Linked DNA regions of Homo sapiens: regions 2 and 3 are each linked to region 1. Evidence: chromatin contacts called from ENCODE Hi-C data. All regions are on one chromosome and are shown on one strand. The core of a region is the stretch at or near the end of the contact, and the rest is flanking DNA. Distances in the headings are between cores, read along the strand shown. Region 1 overlaps LOC124903162. Region 2 overlaps LINC00598 (long intergenic non-protein coding RNA 598). Region 3 has its middle 110 kb from the start of MIR4305.

What was found. Hi-C counts contacts between places; a loop is a spot of excess contacts on that map. Pooled maps may share reads with other maps.
Region 2: a loop to region 1 is called in a pooled map, with 8 times the contacts of the local background. The contact joins two enhancer-like sites. A Hi-C loop is called at or near these places in 3 of 168 maps with a recorded cell type or tissue (B cell, endothelial cell of hepatic sinusoid and endothelial cell of umbilical vein), 11 of 37 single-sample maps with no recorded cell type and 11 of 50 pooled maps.
Region 3: a loop to region 1 is called in a pooled map, with 14 times the contacts of the local background. The contact joins two enhancer-like sites. A Hi-C loop is called at or near these places in 1 of 168 maps with a recorded cell type or tissue (endothelial cell of umbilical vein), 1 of 37 single-sample maps with no recorded cell type and 12 of 50 pooled maps.

The regions. Positions count from the first base shown.
Region 1 is chr13:40,101,124-40,105,061 of GRCh38, reverse strand. The region is part of intron 3 of LOC124903162; the gene reads left to right. Among named protein-coding and RNA genes, the nearest start is that of LINC00332, 79 kb to the left of the region's middle. Within about 2 kb of position 2,046, at least 4 of the 41 ENCODE cell types and tissues checked have a DNase peak (open chromatin) inside an H3K27ac peak, as active enhancers do.
Region 2 is chr13:40,437,865-40,441,802 of GRCh38, reverse strand. The region is part of intron 6 of LINC00598 (long intergenic non-protein coding RNA 598); the gene reads left to right. Among named protein-coding and RNA genes, the nearest start is that of LINC00598, 41 kb to the left of the region's middle. Within about 2 kb of position 1,847, at least 13 of the 41 ENCODE cell types and tissues checked have a DNase peak (open chromatin) inside an H3K27ac peak, as active enhancers do.
Region 3 is chr13:39,775,780-39,779,717 of GRCh38, reverse strand. It overlaps a transcript of COG6 not described here. Among named protein-coding and RNA genes, the nearest start is that of MIR4305, 110 kb to the right of the region's middle. Within about 2 kb of position 2,042, at least 2 of the 41 ENCODE cell types and tissues checked have a DNase peak (open chromatin) inside an H3K27ac peak, as active enhancers do.

The sequences.
Region 1 (3,938 bases), core at 797-3,296:
ATACATATGGTGGGATGGAGCATTCTGATTAGACGTGGGGAAGATTAGTTTTCCAGAGCTAGAGAGGGTTCATCTGTCTCCTCTGAGATTTGTAGACTCTGATGGCATTTTGTCCATGTTTTAGTTTTCCTTTTAAAATGGAGGGAACCTGAAAAGATTTGATTCACCATTGATAGCAGTAAGTTCCATTAAAAAAAGATCCCCACGATAGTTTCTTTTGCTGAATATTGTCCTGTGGCACTGTTTCCTTTTCTTGGTGCCCTTAGGAAGATCACACATGAAATTAGCACCTCAAATTTACATAAATAAATTTGATTTACTGAAAATACTATGTAATAGCCATTAAACATCATTTGTGTAGCCTGCTTGTAATCACTGCGAATTATCACTTCTGTTTATGAAATCCACGTGCCTCAACCCACAACTACTGAGACGTTACCTCCTTCAAGACCTCGAGTAGACTTGGTTCATGTTCTACTTCCTTACCTTCCTAGGATTCTTACTAAATATACCCACTTCTGTCTTCCTCAAGCTCCCAGACTGGAAATATTAGCTATTGAATAAATACATAATTATTCATCGGGGCTGAATCTTCACACATAGCCGTGACCAGCACTTGATCTTCTCATATAGCCGTGACCAGCACTTGAAGGAAGCCAGGACAATTCTTTTAGATTCTCTTCCTTGAAATGCCACCTCTTCCTTCCTCTGTGGCCTCATGCTCCTCAATTCCTGCTTTTTTGAAAGCCATAAGCCAGGCAGTAATGTTTGCCTCCTTGGCTTGATCTCTGCCTGAAGCACCCAAATGCCCCTCTGAATTTAGCAAGAGAAGAGACTTGGCTCCCTGCGCTGGTGGCTGCTATCTTGTTTCTACTCCCCAACTCTGATATTCCCCTAATCCCATCTTGCAACTTGGCTACTTTTCCCAGTATAAACACTTTTCCGTATGACAACTCCCACAACGCCCAGCTAGGGAGTTTCTCTGTTTACAGTTTGCAATGGGTTCATTATATTTACTTGATGGGGAAGGTTTCAATTACACCTCAGCCAGCTCATCCTCTTTAATTCATACTCCCACTACCTGCTCTTGTTACCTATCCTTCTAAATATTAGTCACCTATGTGAAGATAATAAAAAGATCCTTCTGGGTTATCTCCAATTGTATGTCTCTTTTCAAATAACGACTGATTGCCTGAAAAAAAAAATTAAAGTCTGAAGGCAGTGAGCGATTTGTAGAATGTGCAGCATCCACATTCATTGGAGCTGGAGAGATCTTGGAGAAAATTTAATCTAAATTCTTACTTTCCAGATGAGGCCTGGGGCAGAGAAGGGATTTACTCCAGATCATTTTATTCATTAATGGAAGATCTCCCGCCTTCCCACACAAGACTCCACACATGCACGATTCTTTTCTGGTTTTTTATTTCTGCTATGACAACACAGTCATATCTATGTAGTCCTATCTACATACAATGTAGTCGTGTGTGTGTGTGTGTGTGTGTGTGTGTATACACGTATGTACCAGGAGAATGGTTCCCAAACCTGTCTGAATCATCAGAATCATCTGAGATTCTTTTTAAAAAGACAGTAGCGAGAGTTTCTATCATATGTCCTGAAACAGTCTCTGAGGCTGGGCCCAGGAGTCCAAGGTCTGGCCTTGGGGTTGCTGCTTGATAAAGTTCCCTTGCCCTCCCAGCCTCTTTTTCCCCTCCCATAAGGCACTGCATTTTTCAAGATTGGCCGCAGATTTCATAACATCATTATCAATGTGAAAGGGACCCTTGGTGGGTTTCCTATGTTGTCATGGAAGAGCCCAGCATCCACAACAAGAGAGGCGTGCATGAGGCAGCCTGCGGCCCCAAAGGCAAGGCCCTGTAACTTTAAGCAGAGCTTAGCAAGCCTAGTAACTGGCTTTGTTTGTGTGTCTACGTGGAGGAGGAGACCAGCTTGTGAGCAGTACCTGGAGCCCGTGGGCGTACTCTGGGGAAGCTGCTGCATGAGTCAGGCCTGCAGAGGGTTGGGGACTGGAGTCCTTGACGCACTCAGCAATGATTCAGGGGCACAGCCGAGACCTCGGCATGCCAGGTTAAGCGGGTAAGCCACTCTCCCTGCCAGAGTGGGCCCTGGATGCATGGTAGGGAGCCATCTTAACTTGAACAGCTGTGTAATCACCAGTACCAGTAAAAGAGAGGGGACATGAGACAGTTTTCTCCTGGAACCTCCCCTGGAGTGTGAACACAAGGGAGTGGAATTGTGGGGTCAAATGGTCCAGGAGACCTGCTCCCAGTGAATAAACAAATTCACTAAGGCGTTAGCTCTAGAAAGATTTTATAACTTAGCTGGGTGTATTTGAGGGTGTTATCCATCAGCCAGATACAAGAGGTGGGGAATCTAAATACCTGCATGTGTTTTGGGGGTTGAATAAGTCCCCTCTGTTGTCGATGACTTGGGACAGTCCTAGGTGAAAGAGGTGAGGTTGATCAGTGACATTCAGGCTGCTTCTAGCCCCGCTATGCACTATGTACATATCCGAACTGAGTTCAGGTACTCTTTCTTCTTGATCCCTCTGAGGGTGAAATATTGGTCTCTTTGACCCTACAGTTGCCCAAAGTGGGGCAGTGCTCATAAATATTCACTCTCTTCTGATTTTATGGCTGATTGTACCCAAAACCTTGCTGTCTGGCAGGACAACTAGAGGCTGAGGCATAAGAGAAGAAACAGTGTGTCACTCTGATTTTTTCTGGCATCATTTTTACTCAGAGTTGGAAAGTGCCTCTCCTGCCACACACCTGTGAATCATTTAGAAACCAGGACTCACAGAACAGAGGGCGGACTTCATGCATAACCAAAAAGTTTCCTGGAGGCCGATAAGCTGATACAGCCAGAACAATTGTCTCTTTCCAGGTAGACAAAGGAGTGCAAGGCATATGACCTTTACGTATTTTTGTTTGTTTCTTTTTACCTTGGATCCTTTAGCCATTCTTGTTGGAGAGCCAGTTCTGGGAGAGGGAGTTTTTGACTAAGCAGCCAGTCCATGTTGAAACAAGCATTGTGGGGCAAGTGAGCTGAGCCCCATGGTGGAATGACAGCTACAAGTTAGTGGCATGGCCCCTTGGCAGTGCTGCCTGTCAGTTTCTCCACCACCCAGGCACAGGTGGGAGCAGCAGGTGTGGGCTCATTGAGTTACAAGGAAGCATGACCCATGATAACCAGGTCACATAATAAGGGCTGGTTTATTGCAAGAAGCAAGGGGTAATGAAGAAGGAAGTTCTCTCATAAGAAACTGCTGTGTGGTTAGTCCACACAGAGACTAGAGCTGGAGGCAGTGAGGCTCTAGGGACCTTGGCACTTGGGGGCGGTGAATCCCATGCTCTGCCATTAAAGTGGCTTGGCCAACCCTGGCTCTGGTTATTCTTGATGTATGTGCTTTAGCTTCTCCTCTCACCACCATGACTTAACACAACTTCTCTACACTTAATCTTCTGCTCAATGGTAGTTTCCACTTTCTCACAATTTTGGCTTACTCTACACTTCAGCTAACTCAAGGCTACTCGTGCACTCTTTCAACCTCAGCCCCTGATAGCAGCTTGAGTCTCTGTGTATTTTCCAATTCAAAGTCCTGTGAGTGAGAATATGATTGGTCCAGTGAATTCCTGGTAGTGCTCAGCTCTTTACAGTAGATCTCCCGGTAAGCCTGGACAGGCATCCCTGAGGCAGGTGTCTACTTCCAGACCAATCAGATGAGGACAGATGTAATAGGGGTCCATCGAGAACTGCCATTTCAGCAGTGGCCCTGGGTGGGACAGTGTCCCTTAGAAAGGGCTGCGGATGTGTTCTGACCATGTTGTACTACAAGCAGTCAAGAGTGAAAAACACTTCCATTAAAGGGAAAACCAACAGTTCTAATCACAGGCAAATGTCATAAATTGGGATATTGT
Region 2 (3,938 bases), core at 598-3,097, 340 kb before region 1:
TACTGTATAATATTAAACTGATGGAATTGGCCCATTATGTCAAAGGACATCTGTATGTACACAGTTATTACCACACTTTTTTCCTGGTATAAACTCCTTAGTAAGGACAAGGAGCCACAACATCATGCTAATTTTTAAAAGCATTTAGATGGTGAAGCCATTATCTGTGATGGTGAAAACATGTTGGTATGCATTTAATGGTTAGGACCCTTTATCTGCAAAGGATACTTACAGGCCCAGGGCTCAGGAAACTCAAAAGGAAAGCTCCAGTTCCCATATCGAGTTGCTTGCCAGCCCTTTGGTAAGCCTTGGCAGGCTTCCACCTGTGTCCTGCCCTGGTCTGACCTCCAGAGCCTGTCAGTGCTGGCACCCTCTGAGTACGAGATGGGATGAATGGCCAGCGGCTAGTGCCATCTGAGACTTCAATCAACTTGATACCAAAGGTTAATCTCTTTCACGGGAATCACCTAATTTGTTATGGCCTGCAAGTACTTTCTAGCAGAAGCCTTTTTTCCTATGACGCCGTTTGGCTCATATGTTTAGGTATGCCTCAAGACCTCTAATAGTGTCTAAAATCTCCTGTTTGGGGAGTAATCCCTTTCCCCCTTTTTACATAGATCTTGTTCCTCGGTCTTGGGCAGACAGCATTCATGGGATTCTCTAGTTTAAGATCTTAACATGCTCTGTTTCTTGGATGTTTGGAAAATGTTTATTTGAGAGACAGAGACAGGAATGCGTTTTAGACTTTCATTCCCACTGGGCACAGAGAAATCTGATAGTGATAGAATCTCACAAATAGCTTGAGATATTCCATATCCCTCAGGAGGAGGCTGTTGCGATTTTTATCAATGAAACCTGGCTTGCTCCAGTCCATCTAAGATGATCAAAATGCTCACTCAGAAAAGCAGAATGTTACGTTGGCAATTCCCCTTTCGCACAATAAAATGAGCATGTTTTCTTCACCTACTTTCCTTTTCTTTCCTACAGCCTTCTCCTTCCCTTGGAGTTTGATGGGGTCTGATGCCCTTCTGACCTGGGAGGCTGTTTGAGGAGTTGACATTGCCTATGGGGGCAAAGAGGGGAAATGGGAGCAGAAAACAGCCTGGGATGGCCAATTGCCTCCTTTATCCACAGAAAATTGAAACACTTCAATTAAAAGGAACCATTAGAACAAGAGATTTCCATCTATAGTGTTGTCCCATATTACCAGAATGTGTTAGAAAGATGCTCCAAAACACCCGAGTAAATGTTGCCAGCATGATTCTTGGGGCTGGTGACCCTGGGTCTCAATCCCATGTCAACAAGTTACTTGTCCCCGAGTGACCCAGGGCTAGTCTCTGAGCCTCTTTAAACTTCATTATTTAGTAACTTTAAAACGTGAGTGACTGGGCCAGGCACAGTGGCTCACACCTGTAATCCCAGCACTTTGGGAGGCTGAGGCAGGACGATCACTTGAGACCAGGAGTTCAAGACCAGCCTGGGCAACATGGTGAGACCACATCTTGCTAAAAAAAAAAAAAATTAAGAAAAAAAAATGCTGCCATAGCCCTGTGGGAAGTATCCAAGATACTCCAGTCAGTAAAGGTCAGGGTCAGTTATTTGGAGGTGGAGCAGATGACAGGGCTGAGCCTACACAGCCAATTGGTCAGTTCCAGGGGTCTGGCAGCCAAGAGCTGATTGCATTGGTTTCAATTTTGTGCTACTGAGCAGTGCCTCATGGTCCAGTTTTGGTGCAGTTGAATTTGTGGAACTGGCTGTATCTGAATCTGAGGATTTAGCCCCTGCTGGCTGCTGTAAACATGTCCCTCTAGTTACTGAGCCACTGGTGTGTGGCTTCTTGCCTAATTCTGTACACCCTAGGGATGGCTTTGACCCTTAGCAAGGTGTCTTGGAGAGCTGGATTTCCAAGAAAGACCTCAGAGCTGGAAAGGGCCCTGGATCTTGCATGGTGGCTTTTCTCCAATAATAACATAGAGTAAAGGGGGCCCATGATAGGCAAGGAGAGGTGGTGCCAGAAGTGGTAGACTGCCTGGAAGTCTAAGATCCAGGGCTGAAGCTTGTCAGGAACACAGAGAAGGCGTGGGAGCAGGAAAGGCCTTGGAGGAGGGGCCGGTGGGGGGAAAACATGCAGGTAAGATTCCTTATGAGAGAGCTCCAGGCCTCATGGAACAGGTGTCCTCAGGAGCTGCAGCAGCAAGCACTACGGCTCTGCAGTTTAAAAGCCACCTTCTAGCTGAACGTGAGGCTAGTTATGAACCTTACTGTGTCTCAGCTTCCTCCTTTGTAAAGAAGGAATGATAATCTTACCTTGCTCATGGGGCCATTGAGAGCAGCTGATCCACATACATGGCTTAGGGCTGTCTGCGGCACAAAGTATCTCTCTTAGAAATGTTAGCCGTTACGTTTTTTACGGGAATGGGCCTAAGATTCTATCTCTGTGTATTTCTGTCATCCTGATCATGGGACTATCTCTTCTGCCAATCTCTTTTATTTGCTCCACTCTTTCCTTCTGCTCAGGAATCTTTAAAATCCTAATCAGAGGTATTTGTTAAGTAGTTAATTGTATGTGGCTCTCGGCTCCGTGGAGTATAATGATCAAGCTTGTTTCCTGAAAGTGAAAGTGGTTTTCTGAGCTGTCTTGGAAAATATGTGCCTGCTTTTCGGGCCCACTATTCTGAGACCAGTAGATGCTGAACAGAAGCAGGGGTGCTTTCTCTAGAGTATAAGTCAGTAATAGCAGAGGTCAGGGAGCCGTTGCCAAAGGGCTAAAGAGAATTTAGCCTGTGAACTAGATAGATAATTCTAGTTCAAATCAATGCTTAATAGAATGACAAAAGAATAATTGAAATATGAATTTAAGGGCAGTCAGATTTAAAAAATTATAACTGTTCCAGGTCTTAGGTGATCACTTTCTAGACATGAGGAACTGTGATATTCACCTCTTTCTTTTGGAAGATTATTGACGTCAGTGCTGACAGATTTAACTGTTGGTTTCAGCAAACGGATGTTAACAAAATGGACTTTAATAAGTTTATCTAAATTCCAAGAAAATCTCCAGAGCATGGGGGCATAAGCAGCAAAGGGGTTCTGAATTCCTGGAGGGTTTTTTTTTTTTTTTTTCAAAGGAGAATAAAATAGAAGAACACAATAAGATACTTTCTTTGGGCTCAATGAAAGCTGAGAGAGGAGGAAGAAAACAAGTTCATGTAGGAGAAAGATGAAATAAAAATGTGAATTCAGCAAAAAGAAAAGGAAACTGGGGCAGACTCCCAAGCAGCATACACTGCGGTGACAAAGACGTGGAAGAATTAAGGTCAAACTAGCAAAAGCAGTTCACAAGACACCACTTGCCAAAGACAAACAGGGCCGTGAGCAGGCACAACAAAATGTGACCTCTGTTCTTTATGAGGCAGGGATGAAGAGCTGATAATAATGCCATCCACCGAACAGAGATGTTTGATGTCCCTTTAAAAACCTTCTATACTTAAAAAAAAAAGAACAGGAAATAGGACAGAAGGCTCGGAGGGTGGTGGATGATGTTTCAAATGGGTTAAGGGTATTCAAGTCAGAAGTCTTAGTGTACTTACATTTCAGGGTATGAAAATGAAGTAGCCAAAGTCATTTCCAGAATGAATTTGTGCAATGGGGGAGGAACCCCAAAATTGTAAAGAGCTGTCACATCCATATACACCCGTACACATTAGTACACACACACACCACACACACACATGAAGGTTTAGGCAATAAACCCTGGGAAAAGTCTCCAAGTAAATTAGCAAGCATCTTGAATAAAATACGGTTCAGGGTAAAAGCCTTCATACTTAAAATGGGTGTCTCTGTCTAAGAAACTCTCTTGCTCTGTAGAGGGAATGGCTTCTTGGTCAAGGGGACTCACTGGATATCTTTAGGTTTCAGAGGGACCCAGTGACTGTCCAAAA
Region 3 (3,938 bases), core at 793-3,292, 330 kb after region 1:
GGAGAGGTCTTCGTTCAATGAAGCCACGTTAAGAATCTGAAAGGATCTATTCAAGGGTTCCTGAATTGCTCCTCATGCCTGCAGCTGAGATTTATGCCTCTGATTTCAGCAGGACCCTGGGTGCCATTTGGTCTTTCTCATCTCCATGATGTTGAACCTGAGAAGTCACATAGCCTGGCTGGCACTTTTCCAGACCACTTCCTCTGATGAGAAAAGAAAAACAAGGCTTTGTGACACAGAAGAATGCATGCTGCCTGTCCTGGATCTGCAGCCTAGGCAAAACAGTATCCAGGTTCTGCAAAGCCCAATAGGATGATGTGGAGATAACACCGTTGCTTATAGGAATGATCGATTTAAGAGACACACGTGACTGATGCCAGCATCTTTTGTTCTTGTCTCTGGATTAGCTCTATCACAGGTCAAACAGACTTAGAATAGAATTAGTAATCAGCATCATTGCTAATCTTACTGAAAGCACTTACCATACACCCTGCACTGTTTTAAGCTCTTTACATTGATTTATTTTATCCTTACAACTCTATAAAGCAGATACTAATGTCATTTCTATTTTACTGGTGAAAAAATTGGAGCATAAAGCTTTTAAATAGATTGCTCAAGGTCACGCAGTGTGACAGTTTACAGTAGCATGCAAATTTTTTGACACTCCTCTCTTCAAAAAGTGGAGTATAATTTTCCTTCTCCCTTGATTTGAACCAGACTTAGAGACTCAATTCTAATAAAAAGCATATGGTGGAAGTGAGGGCATATGCTTCTTAGGCTAGGATGTAAGACACTACTCCTTCTACCTGGCATTCTCATGGATTTCTCACTTTCAAGGAAGCCAGGCATCATGTGGTGAAGACTCTCAGGCAGCCTGTGTGGAGGCCCACAAGGGGAGGACCAAAACCAGACCAACGTGTCAGCCATGTGGATAAGCCACCCTGGCAGTGGCTCCCCTCCTGCCCCAGTCAAGCCTTCAGATGACAACAACCATGATAGCCCCTGAGGCAAAACTGCCCAACTATGCCACTTCTGAATCTCTGACTTAGAGAAACTGTGAAATAATATTGTTTTAAATAACTAAGTTTGAATAATTTGTTCTGTTTTCACAGATAACTAATACAGCTTCTAAGTGGCAAAGTCAAGATACCAATCCAGGGGGGTCTGAAGGCAGAATCTACACGTTACTGCTATATCCTCTCCTGATACTAAGGAGATTATCAATAAGCTCACATTCTGGCAATACATGTTCAGTAAATGTTTTATCTAAGCTGCAGCAAATTCTGATGTGTTTTTAGACACTTAGAAATCAATAATGCACATGAGCTACATAGTCCCTTCTTTCATTGGTTGTTATGAATTAATGCTGGTCAAGGCCTTTTGCCCTATGCTGCCTTTTCTAGGCTCTAGGCAGACACTACCTTTCCATTACACATTACTTCAGAGAAGCCTGTTACAATTATAATTAGTCAGATTATAGCATCCTTTAGGGTCCTTCCTGTCCTGAGAATACACCATAGTCACTTTACCCAAATTGGATATGTATTAAATCTATCAACCTCAAGTATTAACTATTTTTTATAAACTATTCCTTTTAGGCTGGGAGGAAAATATAAGTAACTCATCTCTTAGACAGGATAACTTCTGCACATAGTTATTTCCTATAATGTGTTGATTAGGACTGCTTAACTCTCAGAAGATTGACTCTTTGCTGCCACCTTGCTGATACCATGAATGTTAATGCCCATGGCACTGGGCTTTGCACAGAGTGGATATTCAGTAAATGGGTAGTTCTTGTTTCTCTCCCACATATGCAGTTAGGAGCACATTAGTCTTCCCAGAAACTGTTAGACTGCTGTCAGTAAGTAACCATTATTTGACATAACCCCACTGGCCGCAGCAAACATACATTCCCTACTACCCTTTTTTCAGTATCAAGGAAATGGAAATAACTACTCAGAGAGTTAGAAGGCACATGATGAGTAATTTCCTAGTCATTTAGAGTCAGACCAGATGGCCTTAAAGATACTCCAACCAAGAAGAGCTAACCTGACTCTGCGATTGCAACACTGGTGATCCCTCACCAGGAAAGATGCCAGTCTCTCTGCTGCCCCTCCTGTGTGTTCTTCACATGGCAGCCTTATTTCTGTTCTTAAAATCCAAAGCAAAGTTCAAGTTTTCCACCAAGTAATACAAACCTGGCCGGTTTCTTCTCCTGGCCTACCTCATCTTCCAACAACTCTCACATTTTTCAACCTAATAACATTAAACTTTATGTAGTTTCCCAAGTAGCTATCCTCTCCAGCTCCACACCCCCTTCTAACCTAGTTAACTCTTATTCTTACAGGAATCAGGTTATGGGTCAACTCACCTGGGGTATCTCTCTCCCATGCCACCTGACCTCTGCCCTCGTTCCTTGCTCTTCACTGCTGGAGTGGACACCCCCCTCTGTGCTCCAGGATGACTCTGAAAATAGCCCCACACACTGAATATGCTGTGTTGACACTATCTATTTGAATGCTTATCTCCCCTACTACATTATAAGGCCCTGCCAACAGTGGCAGGGTCATATTTAACCTTGCCTTCTCAGTGTCTGGCAAAAAGAAGGTGCTTAATAAATTAGATAATGTATGCAAAGTAGTTAGCCTAACACTTGATGTAGCAAGTGTTGTTGTTAATTTGGTGATGGAACCAATTGTTACTTCTCACCTATCTACAAGCCAAAAAGCTGTTTTGGTTTCTTCCTGGTAACAACTAAAGAGAGAAAAGCTGAATGAACAAAAAAGAAAGCAATAGAAAAGACACGTAGAAATCAATTAAGAATCTAAAGACACTAAAAATAAGCAATTAAATAAACAAAATCAAATGAGACTAATGAGAAAACTAAACAAAAGCAAGGGGAATTTGACAAACTTTCCTAGCAGCTAGATAGTCCCCACTACAAAAGCAGCTTCGACAGAAGTGGTAAATTCCCTATAACCTGAGTCACTAAAGACCAGACCAGACAAACCGCTTGAAAGAATACAGCAGTAGACATCAGGGTACTGGCTGAATTAGTGGGCTTTTTTCATCTTCAATTTCTCTGATTCATTCATAAAATATTTATAACAGGGCTGCAGAACATTTGTTACATCTTTTCCCATTTGTTCTCCTTCATTTTCCAAAGGAAAAGTGTACAGTATTAATATTTACTTAGTTAACGTTACCAGGCAAGGGGACTGTGCAAGATCAGAAGGGCTAATATCTAACAATAACAATGGAGAAGACAGAGACAGCTATTTTACTGGAAACTTTTTTGACAAAACCTGATTATTCTGATTAGGTCTATATTGGAAATAAAAAACTTAGGGCAGATTGCTTCTGGGTGTTTGTTGATTTATTCTTTGGATAAAATTGGTCAGAATAAACTTCCTTAAAATAACAACCACACATAGCACACAAGTTGTATCCTCTTGCTCCCCTTCTGCCTACTCCTCCTCCCTCCTCTGCCTCTTTTTTTTCACCTCAGAGTTCCTAGAAACAAAGCCAAACACTGGAAGGAAAGTGCTGATACTACTATTCTTTTGTAGTTGTTTTCTTTATCTTTTAAAATATAGTTACGTTTTTCCAGCTTTTTGCTGATCAGAAGTTTGCCTAAAACAAAACTTTCGACCGGGTGCAGTGGCTCACAGCTGTAATCCCAGCACTTTGGGAGACCAAGGCGGGTGGATCACCTGAGGTGGGGAGTTCGAGACCAGACTGACCAACATGGAGAAACCCCATCTCTATTAAAAATATGAAATTAGCCAGGCGTGGTGGCACATGCCTGTAATCCCAGCTACTTGGGAGGCTGAGGTAGGAGAATCACTTGAACCTGGGAGGCAGAGGTCGCAGTGAGCCGAGATCGCACCATTGCACTCCAGCCTAGGCAACAAGAGCAAAACTCCGTCTCAAAAAAA